3 separate regions of the Mus musculus genome follow, and all the other regions are linked to region 1. Evidence: chromatin loops called from intact Hi-C (ENCODE). Cell type or tissue: gastrocnemius. All regions are shown on one strand.

Evidence for each region. Hi-C counts contacts between places; a loop is a spot of excess contacts. Peaks named below come from ENCODE experiments on the same cell type or tissue, not always from the same donor. Only the 100,000 strongest peaks of a DNase experiment are listed, where the experiment ranks them.
Region 2: it touches region 1 in a loop (10-fold over the local background); 22 of 42 quality-filtered maps call a loop at or near these places.
Region 3: a loop joins it to region 1, with 4 times the contacts of the local background. A loop is called at or near these places in 28 of 42 quality-filtered maps.

The regions. Positions count from the first base shown.
Region 1 is chr3:36,491,985-36,499,984 of GRCm38, reverse strand. It overlaps Gm11548 (predicted gene 11548), which reads left to right. Exons shown (of 4, transcript NR_040590.1): 4 at 1-181. Among named protein-coding and RNA genes, the nearest start is that of Gm11548, 11 kb to the left of the region's middle. In gastrocnemius, CTCF peaks have their summits at 3,003 (motif pointing right) and 4,312 (motif pointing right); DNase peaks (open chromatin) are centred at 3,013 and 4,313; H3K4me3 peaks cover 658 bases; H3K27ac peaks cover 855 bases.
Region 2 is chr3:36,205,791-36,213,790 of GRCm38, reverse strand. All of the region lies in intron 1 of Qrfpr (pyroglutamylated RFamide peptide receptor), which reads left to right. Among named protein-coding and RNA genes, the nearest start is that of Qrfpr, 12 kb to the left of the region's middle. In gastrocnemius, a CTCF peak has its summit at 3,450 (motif pointing left); DNase peaks (open chromatin) are centred at 2,616, 3,429 and 3,804.
Region 3 is chr3:36,438,366-36,446,365 of GRCm38, reverse strand. No RefSeq gene overlaps it. Among named protein-coding and RNA genes, the nearest start is that of Mir7009, 33 kb to the left of the region's middle. In gastrocnemius, a CTCF peak has its summit at 3,796 (motif pointing right); a DNase peak (open chromatin) is centred at 3,761.

The DNA of each region.
Region 1 (8,000 bases):
TAAACCCATGTCCCCTATTTTCTTACAAGGAGTATCTTTCCCGGGAAAGGGGTCCATGCTTAAGATTTTATCTCACTTCAGATTTGTCCCCATATGTGTCCTTCCCTGGTAGGTCTGGGGAGGTCCTAATTAGCTTCATCTTGGAGTCTTCAATACAAATCCACGTGAAGTGTTTACCTGGCATGCTCAGGTTGTGTTGTTGGTTTGTCTTGACTCCAGCATCCCGCAATGTCCCCTGATAGAGTGTAGTCCTTATGTCTTAACAACTTCCTCCGTGCCTGCCTTTCTTCATATCCGCGGCACATCGTTGGGGTCGAGAGTTCACCGTTATGACTGGAGGGTTCTGCAGACTGTAGTTAGGGAACTGTTATGGTCCTGATGTGAATTCTACACAGCATGTGGGGGCTGGCACCTTTAAAGGGGTGGTCCTGGAGAAGATAAGACTGTGATTCTGAGTAGACTACAAGGATGCTGCACACTGGTCACTTGTGATAGATGTTTGTTTCTTTTGTTTTGCCTTACACATGCTAGGCAAACACTGTACCACTGTGTATAAGCTATGGCCCTAGAACATTTATACTTTTTAAATATCAAGTGTGTGTATGAATATGTGTGTGTATTCGTGTATGTGTGTGGTATGTGTGTGTGTGTGTGAGGGTGTGTATGTGAGGGTGTGTATTCTAGTGTGTGTGTGTCTGCATGTGCAAACTACAGCCTATACTTATGTGAAGGTCAGAGAACTCAGCTCTCTTTTCCACATTATGGGTTTTTGAATGGTACTCAGAATTTGGGCATGAGAAAAAGAGCCAGCCTAAGAAGAAGTGGCAGCTGCCCAAGTGTGGGAGAAACCAGGATGCAGAGTTACCTGAAGCCGCATGAAAGCATGTAAAGAGGGTATTTAAGGAGAGAAACAGGCCTGGTAGACCCCTGACATTACACCCTGGCCTTGATCTTCAGCACTGTAAGGAAACTAAAAATCCACAAAAGACACAAAGTGGCAAATATGAGGTCCCTGGCCCTGGCAGCAGGGGTGGCTCTCTGGGCTGCTTGGGCCCAGTAGATAACAGTGGAGTACTTGAGAGCAGTGTTACCCACATCTCTCCTGAGCATGGGCCACAAGATCCCACGTAATCACCTTCATGGCGCATCTGGTGTTCCTGGAGGGTCCCGATAGAGAAGGCGTGGCAAGTCATCCTGTTGGAACTATAATCCCTTTCTTTCCTTACTTTCATTTATTTTCTTTTGGTGTTTTTTTGAGACTTGGTTTCTCTACGTAGCCTTGAATGTCCTGGAACTCACTCTGTAGACCAGCTTGGCCTCAAACTCACAGAGATCTCCCTGCTTCGGCCTCCAGAGTGCTGAGATTAAAGGCATGCACCACTACCGCCTGGCTCCTTCTATCTTTAAACACCTCTTTTAACAAGCTGTTTTAGACTTCCACTTGGAATGGAAAGGTTTTTTGTTTGTTTGTTTGTTTTTTGTTTTGTTTTTTTAAGTCCAGAAGTTGCCTGAGCCTACAGCCTGGCAATGCACCAGAGGAGCAGATGCTTGAACATGCTGAGTCAGCGCCTGGAATCGCTAGGGCCACGCACGCACAGCTGGAGAGAAAATAACCAGTCAGTAAAAATAATCTAGGTGAATTCTTTGCTTCTTAGGCAGGGTCTCACATAGCCCAAGATGCTTTAAGTTCCTACGTAGTCAAAGAGACCCTGAACTTCTGGATTTGGGATTTCAGGTAGGCACTGCCCTGCCCCAAGAATATACTTACCTCTGTTCCTTAAAGAGGACTTGAAAAGAGGGAAGAGACAGCAAGACTTAAAATATAAATATTTTCAGAAGACAAAAAAGGTTAATATATTTTGCTGTTAGTCATTTCAAGCAGAAGTGTGAAAATCACTTTTTAAAAATGCACGGGAAACAGGCAGTAGATATATACAGGCCAGGCTTCTCTCAAAATGTGTTGGAGCATCTGTAAAAAAGTGTATGTGATTTGATTCACTTCAAACAAAGCTTAAGGCAGGAGCAACACAAAGTAAAATGCAAATAAAGGAGTAGGCAAAGAAGGTTGAAGTAGCAAACGAGTCCTTTTCTCCAGGAAGGAATGGTTGTTTTCAAATCAAGCGTTTCTCACATGAAGGCTGCCAAGAATTTTGTATTTGTGAACACATGAACTTGGTCTTCTGTGTATGTGTGCACAGTGTGCATTACTATGTGTGTGGGTGCTGATGCAGGTGTCTGTGCTGATTGCGTGAGTGCCCCTGTGCATGTGGAGGCCAGAGTTTGATGTCCAGTGTCTGCCTCATTCCTTCCCATCTTAGATATTCAGGTATGGTCCTGTACTTGAACACAGAGTCCCCTGATTCAGCCAGTCTAGCTAGCTGGAGAACTCCTTTCTCTGCCTTCTAAGCACTGGAATTACAGATGGGCCATCACATCTACCTGACATTTGTGTAGGCTTTGGGAGTCTGACCTGGTGCCCTTAAGCTTGTGTGGCAACAGTCTCACCCACGTATCTCCCAGGCTCTCGTCCCCTCTCTATGGACACGTTTTCAGTGTATCCCTAACTGACCTGGAACTTGTTATGGAGCTCAAGCTGGCCTTAAACTCAGAAATCCTCCTGGCTCTGCCTCTCACGTGCTGAGATTAAAGGTGTGGGTCACCATTCCAGGCTCTCTCTACTTTTAAAGTTAAAAGAAACAGTTTTTTTTCTTATGAATAAGCAACTTTGCCTTTCTAGACTAGTTTGGTTAGACAGGCATTAGAGAAATTATTTATTATTAATTTCCTCACTCCTGATTTTAAAACAACCATAAACTACTTGACGCTGCTAGATTCCTGCTGTTACCTACATGTTACGGCGTGTGTGTGTGTGTGTGTGTGTGTGTGTGTGTGTGTGTGTATGTGTGTTAGGAAGCTCCACTTGTCTTCAGGGAATCATGCATCAGGGATGCGGTAGGTTATAAAAGGAATCTGAGTCATGACTCTATGAAGCCGCTTGGGGGCGGCATCTCGCCGCTGTCTCTTGCAGACGTGGCAAAGCTGTGGGCCCCAAAGTCGCAAAAGCTCTTCAGAAAAGTCTGAGAAGCCAGTTCAGCTTCGGGCTTTCGGGCTTTCTCTGCCTGAGCCTCTTCCGTCCTGGTGAACGCTTCAGTCCTGAATCCTGGGTCTGAAACAGCTTTGTCCACAGCAGGCTGTCTCCAAACCTGGGCAGAGGACTATTCTAGCAATTCCGTGCACAAGGGTAGGCATCAATGTTCACCCAGGACAGGCGGCTGGAAGTGACTACCCACTAACTCAAGCAGAAAGTCTTAGTATGGAAAGTCTCTTATTTAGTAGCAATAAATAATGCCTTTCCTACTGGGATCCAGGACCCAGCTAAAAAAATTTGTCTCTCTGCCAGGCCAAAACCCACCTGAAAGGCTAAGCCTGAGAAAGTCACTAAACTCTGTCTTAGCGGCTCTTCTTGGCACTGGCCTTCTTCACTGGCAACCAAAGCTGCCAAGTAACGCAGTGTTCCCAACATTAGGCCCGGGACCAAAAGTCTTTCCTTAAAGGATACCCCTGCCCCTTGAGAAAAACGGAACATCTAATTCTATCTGGGCGCGCGGGGAGCAGTCTCTAAATGTGAGCATTCATGAAGTAGAACGTTATAATTTGTTTGTTTTTGCAGATCCCTTGAGGGCAGTGAATGAAAACACGGGCATGGTCCCTTCTAGGTATGGTTGAGAGAAGGTTTTTATTGTAGATAGGAGGGAGAGAAGAGCCAGAGGCATCTGGACGAGTACGGATGGACGGAACATGGCCAGCAGAGAGGAGAGATGGGAGGGAGAGAAGAGAGGAAGAAGAAGAAGAAGAAGAAGAAGAAGAAGAAGAAGAAGAAGAAGAAGAAGAAGAAGAAGAAGAAGAAGAAGAAGAAGAAGAAAGAGAGAGAGAGAGAGAGACAAGAGAGGGGACCAGGAGAAGAAGAAGAACCAAGAGGCCAAGAGTCCAAAGGGTAACCAAGAAAGCCAGAGGTCAAAATGGGTGGGTTATATAGAAACAAGAACAATGATGCTCAGAGGCTGGAGAGGTTTGGGGCGGGAGGTAGGGGGTGGTACTGAGAGATGCTGAGAGAGCCTGGCCACTAGCATCCGCTTTTGCGAGCTAAATAGGCATTTCAGTTAGCCTTTTGTCCTGAGTTTCTCTGAGACCTAACAGGCAGGAGCCATCAGAGAACTGCGCAGGCCTGAAAGACGACTCAGGTCCCTTGCACACACTGAAGTGAGACTTCTGTGAGTTGATTCTCTTACACACTTCAGACAGAGTCCGCCAGGTGGCGCTGCTTCCTGCTTCCTATCAATTGAGGCGCTTCTCCAGCCAAGAGAGGTCACAGCCCTGGGATAACAGCACAAAGCTGACGTGATTCATATCAGGCAGTTAGCAAATGTCCAGCCATGATTGCTGCTGTTGTCATTACTAAATAAAAGATAGCTAAGGAATCATTAGCTATTGGTCCTGTGCCACCTCCAGGGAGGAGGTACAGGCATTACAAGTAGCTCAGCTCAGGATATTAAATTAGCCATTAGCTCAGGATTTTAAAAGCGAAACCATTACTTTTCGGCACCCTTGACCTGCCTATTTTCCGGCCAACCTGACTTTGCCAATATATTGTGAAGCAAGATGGAGGTCACCACCACAGGGCTAAGCTTCTGACATGGAAATATTGATCACTTTGGTTTGGGTCCAGGGTAAGCTGAAAGAAAGTCTCCAGACATTGCTGGTTGTCTAATAGAAAATGCAGCTTCCCAGATAGTCAGCTTTGGCAGGACTGGCATTGAGGCTGGGTACTTTCTCCTTGTCTGGGGCCACAAGCAGTTTCCCCTCACACAACTCTGATGAAAGTTAAAAACGCCTGGGTATTTTTTTGTCTACTTAATAAATGATCTGTGACTAACGGTGGGCTATAATATATTGAGGCCCCCTCACTTCTGTTTTGTAGCTGGATGTAGTACAATTTTGATGGAAACTGCTAGGGGAGATTTTATGCATTGGTATTTTATTATGGCTGTATAATATCTAATAATGGTTTGGCTTATAGTCTTTTTAAAAAGAAATTGTATTCTGTACCTCACAGAAGTAATTCCAGCACGTCTGCTGGTGGCTGGAGGAAACCCTAACAAGCACATGGTTTGGTGAGTCACTGTTCCTGGCCCCTCAGCAGTAACACAGGCTGAATTGGGTGCTACCCCAGGAAACTTTGTTTTATTAATTTATTCTCTCATATATAACATCCCAACCACAATGTCCCCTCACTCCTCTCCTCTCAGCCCCCTGCCCTGCCACCTCTTTCCTTCTCATCCACTCCTCCTCCATTACCTTTCAGAATGGCGCAGTCCTCCCAGGGATATCAACCAAACATGGCATATTAAGTTATAATATGACTAGGCAACTCTCTTTATAATAAGACTGGACAGGGCAATGCAGTAGGAGGACGGGGTTCTAAAGGCAGCAAAAGCATCATAAACAACCCCTGCTCCCTCTGTTAGGAGTCCCACAAAAACACCAAGCTAAAATAACTAATACACACACACACACACACACACACACACACACACACACACACACACACAGAAAGGCTAAATAACAAGGAGGGCTCAGGAGGGGATGCACGGATCTCCCTGGGAAGGGAAAATAGAATAGATGTTGTGGTGGACTGAGGGCAGGTGGGCACAGGAACAGGAAAGAGCCTGATTGGGTCTAACCCAGGCCTCTAGGAAACATTTAATGACAGTCCTGTGGTTTGTTTGTTCTGTTACAACTTGAAGCAAACTCAGGGCATCTGTGGCCAGTGACTCACCTACGAGAACATTATCTTTGGCCATTTAACCTCTGTCTCATTTTCCTCCTCTTGACGAATGACAATGATAAGAATAACTTCTCTGTCCCACATAAGAAGCTTAAATAAAGTCAAAACCCTAAAATACAAAAACACACACAGTGCAAGCTTCACTCCTGGATAACAGAGCCCCGAGATATCATTCTCTTGACTGTATGCCCCATGACATAGATCTGGCTGAGTTCTTTTCTCTCAGAGGCTCTGTTTACAAAGGACTCTGATCTCAGGTAGCACTTCTTCCAGCATTGTGAGTGATGATGTCTCAGTGCTGCCTAGCAACAATGGCCATAGCAACAGTGAGTGCACACTGAACATTAAGAACACGCTCAACAACCCTGCGAAGGAGGCTCTATCATTAACTTCCTGGATGGAGATGAAAACAAATGAATTATTTGTAAAGTGCCACAGTTGAAACAAGGACATCTAATTAATAAAGCCCCACTCTCGACAAACATGTACTGAACAGACATTTGTTTCCTGTGTGTTTGAGACTCTGAGAATTGAGAATAAAATTCACTTCAAATCCTCAGAAGACTTGTGATCCAGCAGGTGACACAGACATACACAGAAGAATGTTCATGGGACGATATGAGAACAAGAGGCCAGTGTTTGGTACAATGGAAACACTAACAGGGCAATGACAGTTTTCTGGGTACTTTTCTTAGGGAGATAAAGAGACCTTTGAATGAATGAAAAATGTCCAAGGCTGTTCCAGAATATAGACCATAGATTGCAAGAGTTCTCCATTGCTAAGGTAATTGTGAGACCTATTGAGATAAGATTCAAGCTGTCATTAGTCACTCATCCCATTATTTTATTGCCAGGATTATCTTTGGGGAAAGAAAAATAATACGCTACTATTAGACTTGAAGCAAAGTGGTTGCGTGTATCGCTCTTATCAGCGAACCCAGCGAAAGTGATAAGCATTACCCTGTCCTGCAAAGACAATGTGCTGGTTTGATGTTTCTTCTCTGTGGTGACTTGCTGCCTTCAGCACTGGGCTTTAAGATGATGGTCTTGAGTTTCCCTCTGAGCTGTAAGTAATTAGAGATGTCTGGTGCTGCGCCCTTCCTCCGTGGATCCACTTTCTCTGTTGAATACTTGTTTTCTGTGTTGTTAGGGAAAATGTGAAGTGGTGGGGCTCCTCCTGGGGCAGGCTGCCCACCAGGCATATGTTTGTGTTCTTCTCCTGATGGGGCTGGAAGAGAACTGTGGTTTGGAGAAATGCCTTTGGTCTGGAAACGCCCATCTGTAATGCTCTATGGCTTTCAATCGGGGAATTACTTAAGGGATAGGAAATCAGTTTCCATTTTGATGTTTCAATAGAGTGCAGTCCCTAGAAGCCACTACTTTATTGTTGTATCCTGTGCTTCCCCACTCAAAAGTACAGTTTAATGGAAGTGTCACGTACCGATCTCTTTGGGACCAGCGTTAATATGTATAGGCAGAGTTTTAAGCATTTTGAAAGGTTGTTGCAGAATCCAATAATAGTGAATTCCAAGCCCGCTAGAACAGGCTTCCTCATGAAACTGTGTTTTGTGTTCTGAGAGGAGAGAGTCTGTAGAGGTGTGGATAATGTATTGGGAAAAGGATGAGGGATAAGCCTGAGGGCATGAGGACTGTGAGGGAAGAAAAGTACATAAGTGACACTTCCCAGAGGTCTGCTGTGCATCACACCAGCCAACACACATCATATTTGCACTGAAAGCAACTGCAGGCTGGGTATCTGAAGCTCTCAGTGTGGTGGGAGAATGGAAGAGATGGAAAAACAAGGAGAAGGATGGGGAAGAGGATTTCACGGATTGCAAAAACAAGTAGGTGAAAGGGAATCGAAGCAATCTCTCCTGCTGTGAAGAATCATTGCTCCTGGGAGTTTGAATGGGAATGGCTTGCATAGGCTCATATGTTTGAATGCTAAGTTCCCCTCTTAGTGGAACTGTTTGGTAAGAATTGGCAGGTGTGGCCTTGTTGGAGGAGGTGTGTCCCTGGGAGTGGGCTTTGAGATTTCAAAAGCTCACACCAGGTTAGTCTCTCTGTGTCCCCTGTCCCCCTGCTACCACTCTCTGCCTGATGCCTACAGATCAGGATATAAAGCTCTCAACCACTGCTCCAGCAGCATGTCTGT
Region 2 (8,000 bases), 290 kb after region 1:
CAAGGGAACGGGAAGGAGGTAGACCAAGAGAACCTGGAGCCTGTGTCAGCAGGGCTTTGGGATTAAGTTCTTCGCTTACTGAGGAGGGGTTGCCAGCATAAAGGGTTGGGCCAGAGAAGCGATGAAGATCAAGTGTTCAGTGATGCTGTTGATTGTGAGCCCATCACATCATTTTGTTCTCAAAGAAGCCTTAGACCAGAGAGAAGACACACGGGGATCGGAGCACTTGGGGAGTATAACAAATGCTTGGTTCCACACTAAGTCATTCTGGTTTTGTTGGTCTGCGTGTCATAACTTGTTTCATATTTTCAAAAGTTTCGCATGTTAGGAATTATTATAATTTCTTGCCAAAGTTGAAACCCACCGTGTGGTATAAACGCTGACCAATGCTGACCGCGCATGGGGGTGGGGGTGGGGGAGTAAGCTTGTTATGAAGGCCAAAATTTAAAAAATGATTAAGACAGAGTTTTTAAAAACACAGTGCCTTCCACATATGCAATCCCAGTGGAGCTATTATGTTTTTTTTTTAATGTGAAAAAGAGTCAGAAATGCTTAGGAAATGCAGTGCAACGTTGTGCAAAATGCAGCCACAGTGTGACAAGGACTCGAGATAGCTGTCCCTTTGTAAGCAGTCCGCTGAAACGTTACTGAGGGAGGCCCTTGACCTCTCTGGAGTCTTTCAAATAAATTTGTAAGGAAGTAAATAAATAAATAAATATGATTAAAAAAATAGGTTAGAGTACAAAACATACAAACAAAAAACTACAAGTATTCTCTTGAAAACTCCAACTCTAGGTATGAGTTAGCACAGCTCACAGGGGTTTTCCGTTCTGTTTGCCAGAGCTTCAAGGACTGGCTGTGTGGAGGAACCAGGAAGTATGACTCTCGGGCTTTATCAAAACAACACCTATCACTTTTTAACAAATACAACTTTGCCTATGATTTTATATAAAAAAATAAGAATATATTTCATTGAATGGATTGGAGAGGGGAGGAAGACCAAAAGAAGAAGAAGAAGAAGAAGAAGAAGAAGAAGAAGAAGAAGAAGAAGAAGAAGAAGAAGAAGAAGAAGAAGAAGAAGAAGAAGTGCTTTGCATGCTGCTTTGAACATTTGAACAGTTGGCGAATTCTTAGAGATTACAAACTGGTAAATGGAGAGAAAGGCTAAAGGAAGTTGTTGAACTTTATTTTATTGAAAAGATATTAATTTATGGGACCAGTTCAGATCAGAGGGCTTACATGGAGCTTTATTTTATTATAGAAATTTCAATATGGGCAAATTGATTGTGAAATTAAGAGTCCCATGGGATGGGTTTCAAAAATCTATTAATGGTAGCCATGACAGCTAGTAATAGTCTTGTGGGAGAGGAAGGAGAAGTACAGGCTTTTAAAGAAAAATATTCAAGAGATATACAGCACAGGGGCTGGAGATGTGGCTCAGTGGTTAAGAGCACTGGCTGCTCTTCCAGAGGTTCTGAGTTCAATTCCCAGCAACCACATAGTGGCTCACAACTATCTGTAATAGGATCCAATGCCCTCTTCTGGTGTATCTGAAGACAGCTACAGTGTTCTCAATTACACAAAATAAATAAACGAGTCTTCAAAAAGTGAGAGCTACAGAAACAGTTATTTGGAAGAAAACTCAGAAATTGTGCCACAGGACTAATCTGAATGTTTTTTTTTTTTTAATTAGCTTTGTGCACATTTTGAGAGAGAGAAGAAAACCTAGTGCCTATTCTGTTACTGCAAGTCAAGGGAAATCCCTAAATTTTCATAGAAAGTGAAGAGGGAATTAGCAGCCACAGGAGTTTCTGTAGAAGATCTTCTCTCTGTAGGGCAATGAGAATAAGGACAGAAAAGGATATCTGTATTAAAAATTGATCTTCACCTCAGAGGATTAAGAAGGATACTTCTTGGCTTATCTGGAAATTTCTGAAAGTGTCCTAGGCAGATGAGACTCACTCGTACAGGAAACAGTTATTGTGAACAAGGCTGTGGGATCCTCTGCTCAAGCCTTCCCCAGGCCCTGTGATGGAGGTGGGTCAGGGTCATTCCCACTTGAAAAGCTTACAGAGAGTAGATTCACTCTGGGGAAATTCAGGATGAGGTTCACACGGTTCCCCGGTACCCTTGCATGTTTCCCATGAGGCCACGCAGGCAGGACTTTACCACCATCTGAGCTGATTCTTGGAGGGATGCTTGCACATATCTCATAGAGCAACACACACTGCACGATACTTATTTCTCATCCATCTCCCGTGTTTCGTTCCAGCTGAGCTCAGGGTTTCCCGCCTAGCCACGGGCTGCACCGTCTGAGAGCTCCTTTGCAGTTTGTCCCCACCCTAGCAGAGTGAGCCATTGCATCTGCTGTTAGTCATAATTGACATTCAGGTTGAATGTCTTTCTTTCCGTGGGACTGGAGGCATGAGGAGCTCATCTGTTCTGCGTTGTCTACATAATAAACTCCCTGAGTGTGTGTGGATTCTCAGGGGTTCATGCATATGTGCTCACTGATTCCTTGCTGGTTACAGGTATGAAAGTTTAGCCAGCAAGCTCAGAGCTTCGACAATGACAGCTGTGATCCTGTTAGCCACCAAGCTCCTCCAGAATGTTTGGCCCCAGGCCAGGAGTTCCGAAGAAGGCATACATCATAGAGTTGGCTATATGTGACTGTAGGCCTGAGTCCATCCAATAGTCAGCAAGCCCAGTGACACATATCTTTTGCCTTTGAATTCTTTGACATCCTCCCCTGTAACTTGGTCAGTCAGTCCCTGCATGAGGCTTTGAGGTTGAGCCTAACCAGCATTATGAAGCTGTTCTATGTCCACCTTTCCTGGGCTGGCTGATCTGAAAAGACACAGGAACTGTGGAAAAAACCACAAATCCCACATCAGCTTCAATAGTGTCTGCACCACCACTATATCCTCCATGGGGTGTGTCAGCTGTTTCTGTAGATCATGAAAGCAGAACCATTGTCTGCCTTCAAGCTTACACTTTATGGCAGACCAACTCCTATATTGCCAGTTCCCCAATTGTTTTCTTCTGCTGCTGAGGAATCCCAGATAGGTCTGAGAGCAAAACTGGAGAACTTTCTCCTAGCCTGTGGCATCGAGGAAGGTTCAGCAGATGTTGTATTTGTTTCCCTTTATATCTGAGAGTGATGGGCTCCTAATGATTAATCCTGCAACAGCTAGGGAAATGCTTACTGTTTTTATTTGATTTTGTGAAACAAAAACGAAAAGCATTCGTTAGGCAGTGAGCCAGTACGGATCACAGAAATCTTAAAAGACAGCTTGTTCTCACCTCCTGGGAGAGACGAGCCTATGCGGTGCGTTACTGTGTACATTGAGGCTTTAATATTAGCTGGGTTGTGTATCATATTGCATGCTATCATCAGAAGACCAGAACAGCTTAAAAATAATATCTGATGCTGCCATCTGGTGGCAGATGGCACCACAGAAACTATTACAAGATCAGAGGCTTAAAAAAAAAAATGAGTGTTTTATGTTTATACCCATAGACCGATGCTATTCCCTGCCCTGCCCAAAAAAGCTTCCCTTTGTGATAAATGGTCTGTAGTGAATGCAGAGGCTCATGGCTGCTTAGGGTGCTGAGAGGAAGTGACAATTAGTGTCAACTCTCAATAGCAACTATACCTCCCCTTCTAAGGTTCAGGGAACATCGCCAAGGAGACAAAAAGGATGTAAGAGCTGGAAGATAGATAGGGAAGGGGACTGTGAGATGCTCCATTTTAGGCAAGGCATGGCTATAAGCAATAATGTCACGGCATCTGCCGTTGCTTCCATTGGCTGGGCCTGGCATCAGTCAAGGCTGGAAAAAGACTCATGGGACCTCATCCCATCCTGATGAAATGCTGACTACTGGTGGATTCTAGGGGAAAAGCAGCCGTTGTCTTCACTTGTGTGTTCACAGGTGAGCCTGCTAGGCTCCAAGGAATAGTTCAAAACCCAGGTTCTGGGTTTGAGCACCACAGCTCTGGCCAAACCCAGTGGGTCATAAAACAAAATGCAAAGACATGAATATGAGAAAGGGACTTATGAGGGGTAAAGAGGCAGGTGGAGGGAGGGTGTGGACAGAGTTAGAAGGGAGATAGGAGGGGGATGGGTGAAAATAGCCATGATTATTTTATATATATATATATATATATATATATATATGAAACTGTCAAGTGAGAAAATTAATCAAAGTTAGATATAAAAGAACCAATGCACATCGGTCCTTATGGATTCCGATTTGGCTTCAGAATGAAGTAAGCACTATGTACATATTTTTGCCCATAAAGTATTACTCGGAAATCTCTTCTAATACTGCACAAAAAGACAGCAACATTATTTTAAAGACATTTTTTCCCCAGTGGAATTACAATGCATATAAAAACTCTCTGAGTGGTATAAGGAAGCAGAGGCTAGCAGTTGATGTCAAAGCAATCACTAAAACACTCGCTGTGATGTCTTCGTTTGTAAGCCTGACAGAACACATCAACCTGCCACAGGGTTACTGTGAGAATGACCGATTCTATGAGCAAAGGGGCTGGAAACTTAGGGCCCTCTGCAGGTGCAGTTGTTGTTCATAGATTGAGTGGTAGTGTTCTGAATGTGTTTGCTTGTGTGTAGAATAAGCTTGTGTCAAGTAACTCTGATTAAATGCTATTAAAAAAAAGTGCACTTAGTATCTCAAATATATACAACAAGAATTTATTCAAAATGGTGCCAGTCATATAAACTTGTAGCCTATTTGTATTAGATATTGAACAAGCGACATGAAAAATCATTTCTGTTCTTAAACTATAAGGGTTCAAACTGATCACTTGTGCTTAGCAGGCAGAAAGAAGATAGTACTGGTTTTATTTATTGCCAAAGCGGTGACGTAGCCCTAGAAGAGGCCGGAGAGGACACTGCTATAGCTGCTCCAGAGTTGCGGTTAATTGCAAGGCTCCAGAGTGTTTCCAGGCCACCCAGCTTTGTAGCACAGTTCTGTCACATTTCCTTCTCACACAGAGATGCTGCCAGGCCTCATTCTCACCTGGGATTTAAGACAACCCCATGAGTCCAACTTGCTGTCCCTTGCTCTGAACCTCCCTTTAAATAGCCATGTTGTCTAATTCATACTGCTGGGGGCACTTCACGTTGCCCCACTCCCCACCTCGCCCCGCCAGGCGCTGTGAAACACTTCCGCATGGTGCCGACCCTGTTCTGCTTGCATCCAGCAGAGCTGAGTACCAGGCCTCGCTGTGCCCTGCAGGGAGGTTGAAAGAGCCCCCACTGAAATGAATACCCAGTCTTAACACTAGACTGACCTAGTACCAAGAATTCTCATTTTACAGGTGAGAAGCAGAGGCCCGCATCAGTTGTCTATTCTACATAATAAAGCAGTCACAAGAGGAGTAACCAAGGAAATCATTGTTCACAATCCCACAATCCAGAGGCATCGCTCTGGGATTGATACACTCGAGGGGTTCTTAGGCTAGATTCACCGGAGTCACCGGTGAGTCTAGGTTAAGCTGGTGAACTGCCAGGGGACTCACTGTATGAGGTCTCAGGAAGAGGCAGGCCATCTCCGTCCTAACATTTTCCTGTATCGGGGTAGCCCAGGCTTCTTCACACAGAGTTGTTGTGTGACAAGCAAAAACTGAAGCTTGGAAGCCTCTGCGGACTTAGGACAGGATGTTGCTCGGGCACTCGGCATTCACGTGATAAAGGAACGCTGCTCCAGCTTTAGAGAGTAGGGAAGCATTTCTCCACGTGAGGAGGGAGTCCAAAGGGCTTGAGGTCTGTGATGGAGGAGATTTGTAGCCTTTGTCCTCCTGTCTCACAATTTCTTACAGCAAGCGAATTGTCTAAGCTTCCTTAGGAAGAGTCGGTCGACAGGCTTGAGCCTGAGGAATCGGCCTCTGTCTGGATTGTTGTTGTTTTTGTTGTTGTTGTTGTTGTTGTTGTTTCAGCAGTGGCTACAGTGGAAAAGGAAAGTTTCTTTCTTCAGTGACTCCTGCTTCCGTCCCACTTCGTCACCATGGTACCCTGTGACCACAGTAGTTTGCCCATATGCTCAGATGGCTAATTTGTAACTTAATGGAAATCTGATAGGACCATTGCCTTAGAAACCCTCATGAAAATCCATTCCTGTTAACTTACTCTCCTCGGCCCTGCTCAGGGAGCTGCCATTTACCAAACTCTACAGTGATTCAGACGCGTGGGTAACTACAGCCCATTCAGCGACACTGAATTAGTTAAAAACCTTCCCTTATTGCGGTGTCTAGGAACAATCACGGATTTGCTCTTTATGAGGCGGAATTTCGTTTTGTCAAAAGCTAATCTAAGTGTCACAATGAGTCTGAGCCACGGATTGGTTTTCTTACCAGGTTCTGAGAAACACTGGTAATAAACACACGGGACACTAGCTTGAGGCTGTCATTAAAGACAGGGAGCAAGCCTTGAAAGTTAGTGCTGACCAGCTTCTGATAACAAATTAAGCCAGGATCTAATGAAATAAAAAGAGTTGAGCAAGATGTTAAAAGTTTTGTTAAAAGTTTAAATTACCCACAACGGAATTACTAAGTGTCATGTGCTTGCAGGATGCTAAATCTGTTGGTTAATACAGTGAACACAATTTTTTCAAAATTCAAGTTACATTTTCACTATTGAAAAACAAGATATCTGAATTTTGCATCTAAAGACACATTTTATTATAAACCCAACACTGTTTTCAGCATAGAAGGTTGTCACTAACAGATAGGAAATTCTATAAAAAATGTTTCAAATGAATCAATGAGTATCAATCATCTTGTTACCATAAAAATATTTGGCAATGTTTAGAAATTAGCTATATTTAGCTTTATGGTGTACATAAGAACGGGGTTTCATCTTGTCTTTGTTACTTTTCTATCGCTATAAAGAGACACAGTGACAAAGACAACTAATAGAAGAAAGCTATAAAGGATTTATAGTTTCACCGGGTGAGTCCAGGAAGGGAGTGTGGCAGCAGAAAGACAGGCTTGCTCCTGGAGCAACTGAGAGCGTACTACATCTTGAAACACAACCATGAGGCAGAAAGAGAGTTAACAGTCCCATACCTCTTTTTTTTTTTGGGGGGGGGGGGCGGGGCGTTCTCTGTGTAGCCCTGGATGACCTGGAACTCACTCTGTAGACCAGGCTGGCCTCGAACTCAGAAATCTGCCTGCCTCTGCCTCCCAAGTCCTGGGATTAAAGGCGTGCGCCACCACCGCCCAGCCACATGCCTCTTTTGATGGTGCTCTATCTCCTAATCCTTCCAATATAATTCTACTGGGTACCAACATGTCGCATCCACCCCGACCAGCAGGAAAGACGCAACACCACGTTGTTCTTCTACAAGCAGGTTTATTCAGGAACACTTAGCATTGCAATGCAGGAACAGGAATCCCCCCCCCCCCAACATCCCCCCCACCACCTCGAACACGCCTTAAATGCCCTACTGACGCCTCCCAATCACCCCAGTCACATAAAGGCAGTCCATAGGCTCACAGCAAGTGACGACACCTCAGGCGAGCTGACGAGGCATGGCATCTGCGCAGTGCAGGCGGCTGGGATGTGGCTAAGTCTGAGATAATAAGGAAGTCAGGCACAGGTCATGAGACCTGACAGCCATCCCGGACACCGTCTTGGGACGGCGGCCGCACCCGCTCCTCACACCAACATTTCAGTATCAGAGCCTATGAAGGCTACTCTCATTCAAACAACCATATTCCACACTCCTGTTGGCTTATAGCCACATTATAAAACAAAACTTCAAAAGTCCCCAGAGTCTTTCAATCTGAACACAGATTTTTATTTTTTAGTTAATTAAGTTATTTATTTACTTTACATTCCGATGATCACAGCTTCCCCTCCCTCCTCTCCTCCCAGTCACTCCGTCTCACCCCCCCCCCATCCACCTTTCCTCCCCTTCTCCTTAGAAAAGGGGAGGCCTCCCACAGATAACATTCAGGTATCAAGATATTCTTC
Region 3 (8,000 bases), 54 kb after region 1:
AATTAGCTTGTATCTATGTGAAGAGATGCTGAAAAGACATTGGAGGCAAGCATTAAATTATTTCGCTGTAGACAAGGAGAGCACCAATCTAATTTGCCCTTGATGGACTCTGTTCATGCCCATGGTCCTAAGTAGTTGTAAGCAGCGCCACCTTACGCTTGTCCAGGTTTTAATGAATGCTGTGTGGAGTGGATTTGGAGGAAGTGGTATCTGTAGCATGGTGACATAAGTCTTAATATGTTCAATTATTAAACTGATGTGTGAATACAGCTTAAGGAATACAGCTTAAGTAAGCTTAAAAGAAAATTACCTATAAAATAGTTGTAACTCTGGGGCTGGAGAGATGGCTCAGCAGTTATGAGCACTGACTGCTCTTCCAAAGGTCCTGAGTTCAATTCCCAGCAACCACATAGTAGCTCACTACCATCTGTAATGGGATCTGATGCCCTCTTCTGGTGTGTCTGAAGACAGCTACACTGTGTACATATAAATAGAATAAATCTTAAAAAAAATAGTTGTAGCAAGGCATTGGTGGCATACACCTTTAATCCCAGCACTTGGGAGGCAGAGGCAGAGGCAGAGGCAGAGGCAGAGGCAGAGGCAGAGGCAGAGGCAGAGGCAGAGGCAGAGGCAGAGGCAGAGGCAGAGGCAGAGGCAGAGGCAGAGGCAGAGGCAGAGGCAGAGGCAGAGGCAGAGGCAGAGGCAGAGGCAGAGGCAGAGGCAGAGGCAGAGGCAGAGGCAGAGGCAGAGAGGCAGAGGCAGAGGCAGAGGCAGGCGGATTTCTGAGTTTGACGCCAGCCTGATCTACAAAGTGAGTTACAGGGCAGCTAGAGCTACACAGAGAAACCCTGTCTCGAAAAAACAGAAAAAAAAAAAAAAAGCCTAAACAAACAAAAAGAAAAAAACCAAACAAACAAAATAGTTGTAACTTAAAGGCACAAATGTATATATATATTTATATGTGTGTGTGTGTATGTATATTATATATGTATATGTAACATATGCATATTTATTAAAAAGGTAGTTCCTTTAAAAAATAACTCCTGTAAAGATAATTGGTCAATCATTGACACCCTCCTCCTATGACCTTTAACTGCCTATGTATAACCCTTTCATATTGAAAGCAAAATAATCATAACTCCTTAGAAATGAAGGCCAAGGACTTGAAAAAAATAATTTACAGAGTAGGTGAAATAAATTATTTTGAAACATGTGAAATGATGGATAAAATCACTCATGACAGCAATGTAAAATAATATTACAGTGAAGTGCAGGTTTTACTTAACTAAGCAAAGATGAAGCAGGTGCGGATAAAGGCCTCACATGCCACGCCCTGCACAGCTCCAGGACCTGAGAGATGGTAAGGGAACAATCCGAAGACAGACGCACAGGTAAACAGAAATCTGGGATGGAATGGACTGGAATCTCTAATGGAGACACTGCAGCGTCCCAGAGGCTCAGAGTCTATTACACAGATTTGAACAGACAGGGGGGCTATTACAAACAGATAAACTAGGAAGCAGGGTTTATGACATACATCTGTATCAAAAAGACGTGTTTGGCTAATCTCCATCCCTGTAGGGGACTAATCTTCAGGCGATAATATCTCAGAGGAAAACAGCTTGGTGGACGTTTTCCGTATACACTGTCAACACCCACACATGGACCAGAGGAAGGCTTTGTGTTACTGTGACAGGTACCCAAGACAACTAGTTTTTAAAGGTTTTGTGTTTATTCAGAACTTTAATTCCACAGTGAATTGGCAATTGTTCTTGAACCCATGGATCCAGTGCATTACAGTGAGTATGAGTGGCAGAGAAAGGTGGTCCCTTATTGCCACCAGGAAGCAAGAATGGAGAGGGGAGGGGCCAGAGTCCCATATCTTCCTTAAGAGCACACCCCCAGTGACCTAGGTTCCATTAGGCTCTGCTTCATAGAGGTTCCCTCATCTACCAATAGCACCACACTCTGGTGTCCAAGTCTCTAGCATGTAACCTCCCAGCCCCTGCCCAAGTTCACTAAATAATGACTCTGAGACTAATCACTTCTGAATAAATGCTTAAGCCACTATCCCAGAATCCTCTCTCTGCTTTATGTCCCACCTTCTACATTCTGCCTAAGCTAACAGGCCAACAGCGTTTTTATTGACAGGTGAAGTTTCCACAGTACACAAGAGGTTCTCAGTACACTAGCATATATATATACATATATATTTAATTAAATGTATATATAAAATATTCTTTGCTAAATTCATCCCATCAAACTTTATAATACCCACACTGAACCCCGTTTTCAACAAGTGCCTCTCCTACTTCATGGCTCTTTTAAACAGTTAGATTAATTAGATCCAACGCTCTAAAGTGAATTTGATTAGAGCTGTTTGAATGGCTGTGGGTAGGAGTCATTTACTGGAAGATGAACAGCGCAGCAGCGAGCACACACAATTGAAGAAAGATGAGCGCCCCCCCCCCCATGTCGTGTTTCCTGGCTCCGTTCCTGCGCAGTCACTACTGTTTTTCCTTTTGTCCCGCGTAGGGACCACACTGTGACCTTTGTTTTGACCCCTCTGTATTCTGCACTGCCTCAGTTTTTCCTAAAATGGTAGATTTACTCTCTATAGCCAGGTGTATTTACAAATATCAAAGATATATCTACCACTAGTCTGACAGCTTAAAATGACACAAATTATTTTCTTGCACTTCTGCAGGTCAAAAGCCCAGAATCTACTCCCTTGGCTGAAGTTCTGGCTCTGGCAGGGCTGTGTGCCTATGGGTGGTTGCCGGGGATCCAGTGTCCTCAGCCCTTGCCTTTCACCCCTTCCCACCCATCCCCCCTCCCCCGCATTGATCCCTGCTCCACTGTAAAAGCATCTAGCCATGCTGCTGAGACTTACTTCTATTATCTAGTCTGACCCTCTCTGATCCTCCTGCCGTCCTTTCCTTTTTAAAGACCTTTATGATTATACCAGAGCCCACTGGCTAATTCACAAACACTCTCCATCTCAAGACCACATCTGCAGAAGTCTTTTTGTTGTCTGAAGTCTCCAGTCCACAGGCTTCAGGATAATTAAGTGAGGGCAGCTCATCTGGGGGTAGGCAGACCTTGTCCTGACTCACCACGGGTAGCAAGCACCTTCATTTTCTGTTAGGAACATCATTCTCTGTTACCATAAAAGTGACTCTGTCAACTATTGCATTCTAGGCTAACGTGGAGCCTCCCAATCACATGGCTTTGGTTATTAATTTAGCTGATGTAACCAGGAGGGTCATCTTGTTATGATTTGCAAATTATACCTAGTTTTAATTTTCAAAAGTCTCTGGGACACATATTTCATTTCTTCGCTGTCTCTTTGTGTTTGTCTCTCTGTGTGTGGTGCGGTATGTCAGTGTGTGTTTCTGTGAATGTTTGCTCTCTCTCTCTCTCTCTCTCTCTCTCTCTGCCTCTCTCTCTCTCTGTGTGTGTGTGTGTGTGTGAGAGAGAGAGAGAGAGAGAGAAAGCGTGAGTGAGCTGTCTATGTGTGTGTGTGGTGTGTCAGTGTGTGTTTCTGTGAATGTGTGTGGTATGTCTATGTGTCAATGTAAGAAACAGAGAAACTGAGAGAAAGGTGTGGGTGCCTGTGTGGTGTGTCAGTGTTTCTGTGAATATGTGCAGTATGTCTGTGTGATAAGCCTGTGTGTATGTGTGTGTCTTTCTGGTGTGTGTGTGTGTGTGTGTGGGGGGGGGGTGGTGGTGGTGTTGGGGGTCCTAATATCTGTGCAGTATATTTTGTGTCCGGTAGGTGGTGCTGTTGGCATGGAATTACTTCTAACACCTTCAAACTGCTCTTCTGATTAGAACGTTTGGAAACTCTACCACTGTTGAAGGCTATTCTTATAAAACCTTCATTGACAGCAGATATACCCTGATCTAAACTTTAAAGCCCAACTCATCCATTGTGGGTTTGGAGGTGTGCTGTTTTATCAGGTGGGATATTCAGTTTTGTCTTGGAGAGTGCTGTCTGCCTATTTATCCCACTCTTCTTAGAAAGAGTTGCTGCATTTGGATCACAGAAGTTGCTTGGTTGTTGTTGTTTGTTTTGGTTTTGTTTTTGCTTGTTCATTTATTTGAGACAGCCTCTTTGTTTCTAGGCTGACCTTGAACTCTCAATCCTTCTGCTTCTACCTCTTAAGTGGTGGAATTAGAGGCATGGGTACCTATACCAAGCTTATAACTATCCCCGCCCTCCATGTGTGTGTGTGTATGTGTGTGTGTGTACTCATGTAGAGGACAGAAAACAACCTCAGCTATATGTCAGCCCTCAGGGGTCATCGACTTTGAAGTCTTTACTGTCATTTGAGACAGGGTCTTTCACTGGCCTGGAACTCATCAAGTAGGTTAGGCTGGCCAGCGGTTAGCACTGGGGGGAGTACTTACGGTGGGATTTTAGCAATCTGTGTGTAGCTAAGCCTAGTGTCTAATTCATTTCCCTCCTTGCACACTTGTCCCTATCCTCATGACAGTCATCTTAACTGTTTCTTGAATGTTTGTAATAGCCATGCCCATGGGAAGTCTGTGGCTCCGCTATAATTTTCCTTCTAGGGATTTTTTCCTGGAGCTTTTATACTCTGATTGGATTTTTATCTTGTACCATGCTGTACACTTGTCATGCTGGGACTTCAGGATGCCAACATTTGGTGGCTGCAGTCCTACTGCGTGTCCTGGTTCTCCAGAGATGGAATACCCTTTTTGAAATGACACCTTTTCTCACTTGGCTTGCCTCTTTTATCCCTCTGTCCCTCTTCCCTCTTAGGGTAGAATTAGCTCCTGGCTTCAGTGCTCTGTGCTCACTGTGGAATGTCCACATTTTAAATTGGTTCTTCTGTCTCGGGCCTCACTTGATTATCCTCACCAGTATGCTGTTGGGAGTTCTTGAGTGATAGCTGTCTGTCCCCTACTGCTTCGTCTCTGTGTGCGATGGCCTTTGATGACCACCGCAACAACTTTCTCCTCCAGCTTTGCTTCTCAGACATTTGATGACCCGTCTCTGTGTTGGTTTCTCCACCACCATCCTTGATGTAAGAATCTGTCTGTACTCTCGTTTTGGTGGACTGTGGGGTTTACCGCTTAAACTGCTCCCTTAGTTATGGTTTTGTTGCTGTGAAGAGGCACCATGACCTCGACAACTCTGATAAAGGAAAACATCTCATTGGGGCTGGCTTATAGTTTAGAAGTTTAGTCCATTATCGTCCTGGCAGGAAACATGTCCACATGCAAGTAGACATGATTCTGGAGAAGTAGCAGAGAGTTCTACATCTTCATCCGAAAGTAACAGAAGACTGTGTTCCACACTAGGTATAGCTTGAGTGTAGGAGATCTCAAAGACAGTCCCCACAGTGATACACATCCTCTAACAAGGCCACACCTCCTCCTATAAGGCCACGCCTCCTAATAGTGCCACTTCCTATGGGCCGAGCATTCAAACACATGAGTGTATGGGGGCCGTTCCTATTCAAACCACCATAACCACTGTCTTGAGTAGAACATTGTAGGAGTTGATGTGGCGATTGGCCACCACCTTAGCTCCTTTGCCAGCCTCTCACAGTTCCCATACCTTTGTCTGGCCTTTGGTAACGCCCACCGCTCCACCTGTGACTGAATCACTGCATCTCCATGTAAAGAAGGCAGTGTTAAATCACAGGGTCTCTCTCTCACTGAGATGATCGGTGGGTATCCTGACAGCTGGGTCCTGCTGCTCACCTTTGGCCCAGCTCAGATCTAGTGTCATGGAACTCTCTTCCTGTGTTCCTTTGGCCTCAGCATTAACTTAATCTGTGTCACCAGCTTCATCAGCATCAGCCTTCTCCCTGCCAACTAAAAGTCACCACCCCTGCATTCCTGTGATTGCACAGTGTGCCTCCTTGGAACTTTGTGATCCAGACCGCCGCCCATCTCTCCTGAGGCGGTCTCCACTTTAGTTCACTTCCAAGTGGCCCCCTGCCCTGTGGCCTTACTGTTGTGAGCTCATTTTTCTTCCAATTCTAAATGCCTTTCTTGCATTGGGCCCCATCTTCTCCTTCTTCCTTCCCAGATGGTGCTGCTCAGAGGAATTTAGAAATAGTTTATAGTCCCACATGTCAATATGTGATCCCACACCCGCCACTGCTGTACTCTGAACATTTGCATTCCTCAAAATGCTTATGTTAAAATCCTTACCCCCAAAGTGATGAAGTTAGGAGCTGAGCCCTCATAAAATATGCCAGAGGAACCCAGGCTCTCCCTCTCCCCCTTCTTTTCTTTTTGATGGGAGGATGCAGAGAGGAGCCATCTATGGGCTAGAAAACAAACTTGTACTTGATCTCAAATTCACCGGCACTCAGATTTGTGAACATTCCAGTCCCTGGAGCCGTGGAGAAGTGAATAAGCCACTGTGTTATATATTTAGGCACCCTCCAGCTACACACAGCAAGCAACGTGTGCAACCTCAGGAATAGATTTTCTCCCAAGAGGGTAGAGCTTGGCAGCTGAAAATAATCTTACACTTGTGCACACACACACACTCAGAGTCCATAAAAAGATAAATAGTTTATTTTATTTGTGGTGTTAAAATTATATAGAACTGCAAATTTGGGAGAATTTCTGTGAAAATTTGGGGAGCTAATAATAAAAGTAAAAAATTAAATAAAAAAATTAAGTAATAATAATAAGGAGGATTTGTGTCCTTATCTTCCAGTTTGCTGTCCTAGCATCATCCCATATGCTTACATTTGCCAAGAAAGCTTCAGAAAATCCTTTGTTCTGGGGAGCCAATCATTGCTCCTGTCCAGTCCCGTAAGCTTGCCTCTGTGGCCCTTTTTAGCCTACAGAATCCTCTGTCCCTGGCTCCCACTTCTTGGTCCAGGAGCACTACTTTCTATTCTGAGTCCAGTCACAGCAGCTCTTTTAGCCCGGTCCCTACTTCATGCTCATCAGCTTGCCACTAAAACCCTCCACCCTTGGGGCTGTAATGGCCCAGGGTTACAGAGGAAGGGTTGGGGAAGCTTCAACCCTGGAAACCTCAAACATGAGGACCACAGAAATTAGCTTCTTTCCCTCTCCCAACCTATACTATAAAGCTGCCACCCACACCATCAACCCTAGTAAGAATTTATTACCATGACAGTTATCAGTTATAGCAATTTAAAAAGTGATAGTTTTTTTTCCCTTTATCCAGGCTGGGTCCCTAATACACAAGACAGAGACTATTAGATTTATTTAAATAAGTTTTATGGCACAATAGTTAGCAGCTACTAATCTATTCTAATCTTCTAAAATAATCTGGCAACCTTACAAGCAAAATCCCTGAGATACTTGCATTTTGGTATTGATCTGGCTTTCTCTGCCCTAGGTGAGTTCTCATGGTGACTCCTTGACCTCCTGGCGAATCCCATCCCCATGTCTCTTTCCCTCCCTCCCTTCCCTCTCTCCCCTAGCTGGGACCAGAAGTCCCACCCTATCCTCACCTCTGCCCAGTCATTGGCTGATCAGCTCTTTATTGACCAATTAGGGAATAAATGGGGAGCAATGCTTACACAACATTGAGACAGGAGAGTCTTAGAATAATCATTACAGTGCCATGTCCAGATTGCAATCAGATGTGGGGGCATAGAAATCAGCATTTGAAATAATATGAGGATAATCTTTACACTGCACACAATAAAATTATGCCAACACTTCAGTCCTTGTTGGACCTCATAAGCCCTCCTCCCCTACCACACACATACCCTACAGCCCCTGAGTATGTAGATGAAGCATTTTCCAACACCCCTGCCCTGACAAACACCCCCCCCCCAATAAACAAACAAATCAGTTTTCTGAAGCTGTTCCTGGGTGGGCTCATTGCCCTCACACTTATGCCAACTGAGACCCTGCACTGCACTGGTCACACCTGGCTAAGCATCCCTCCCTCCCATCTGGCTAGGTGTGCAGTAGGCTCAGCTACCCAGAGGGAGAAGCAGACATGGGCGGTAACTCCGCATCCTTTA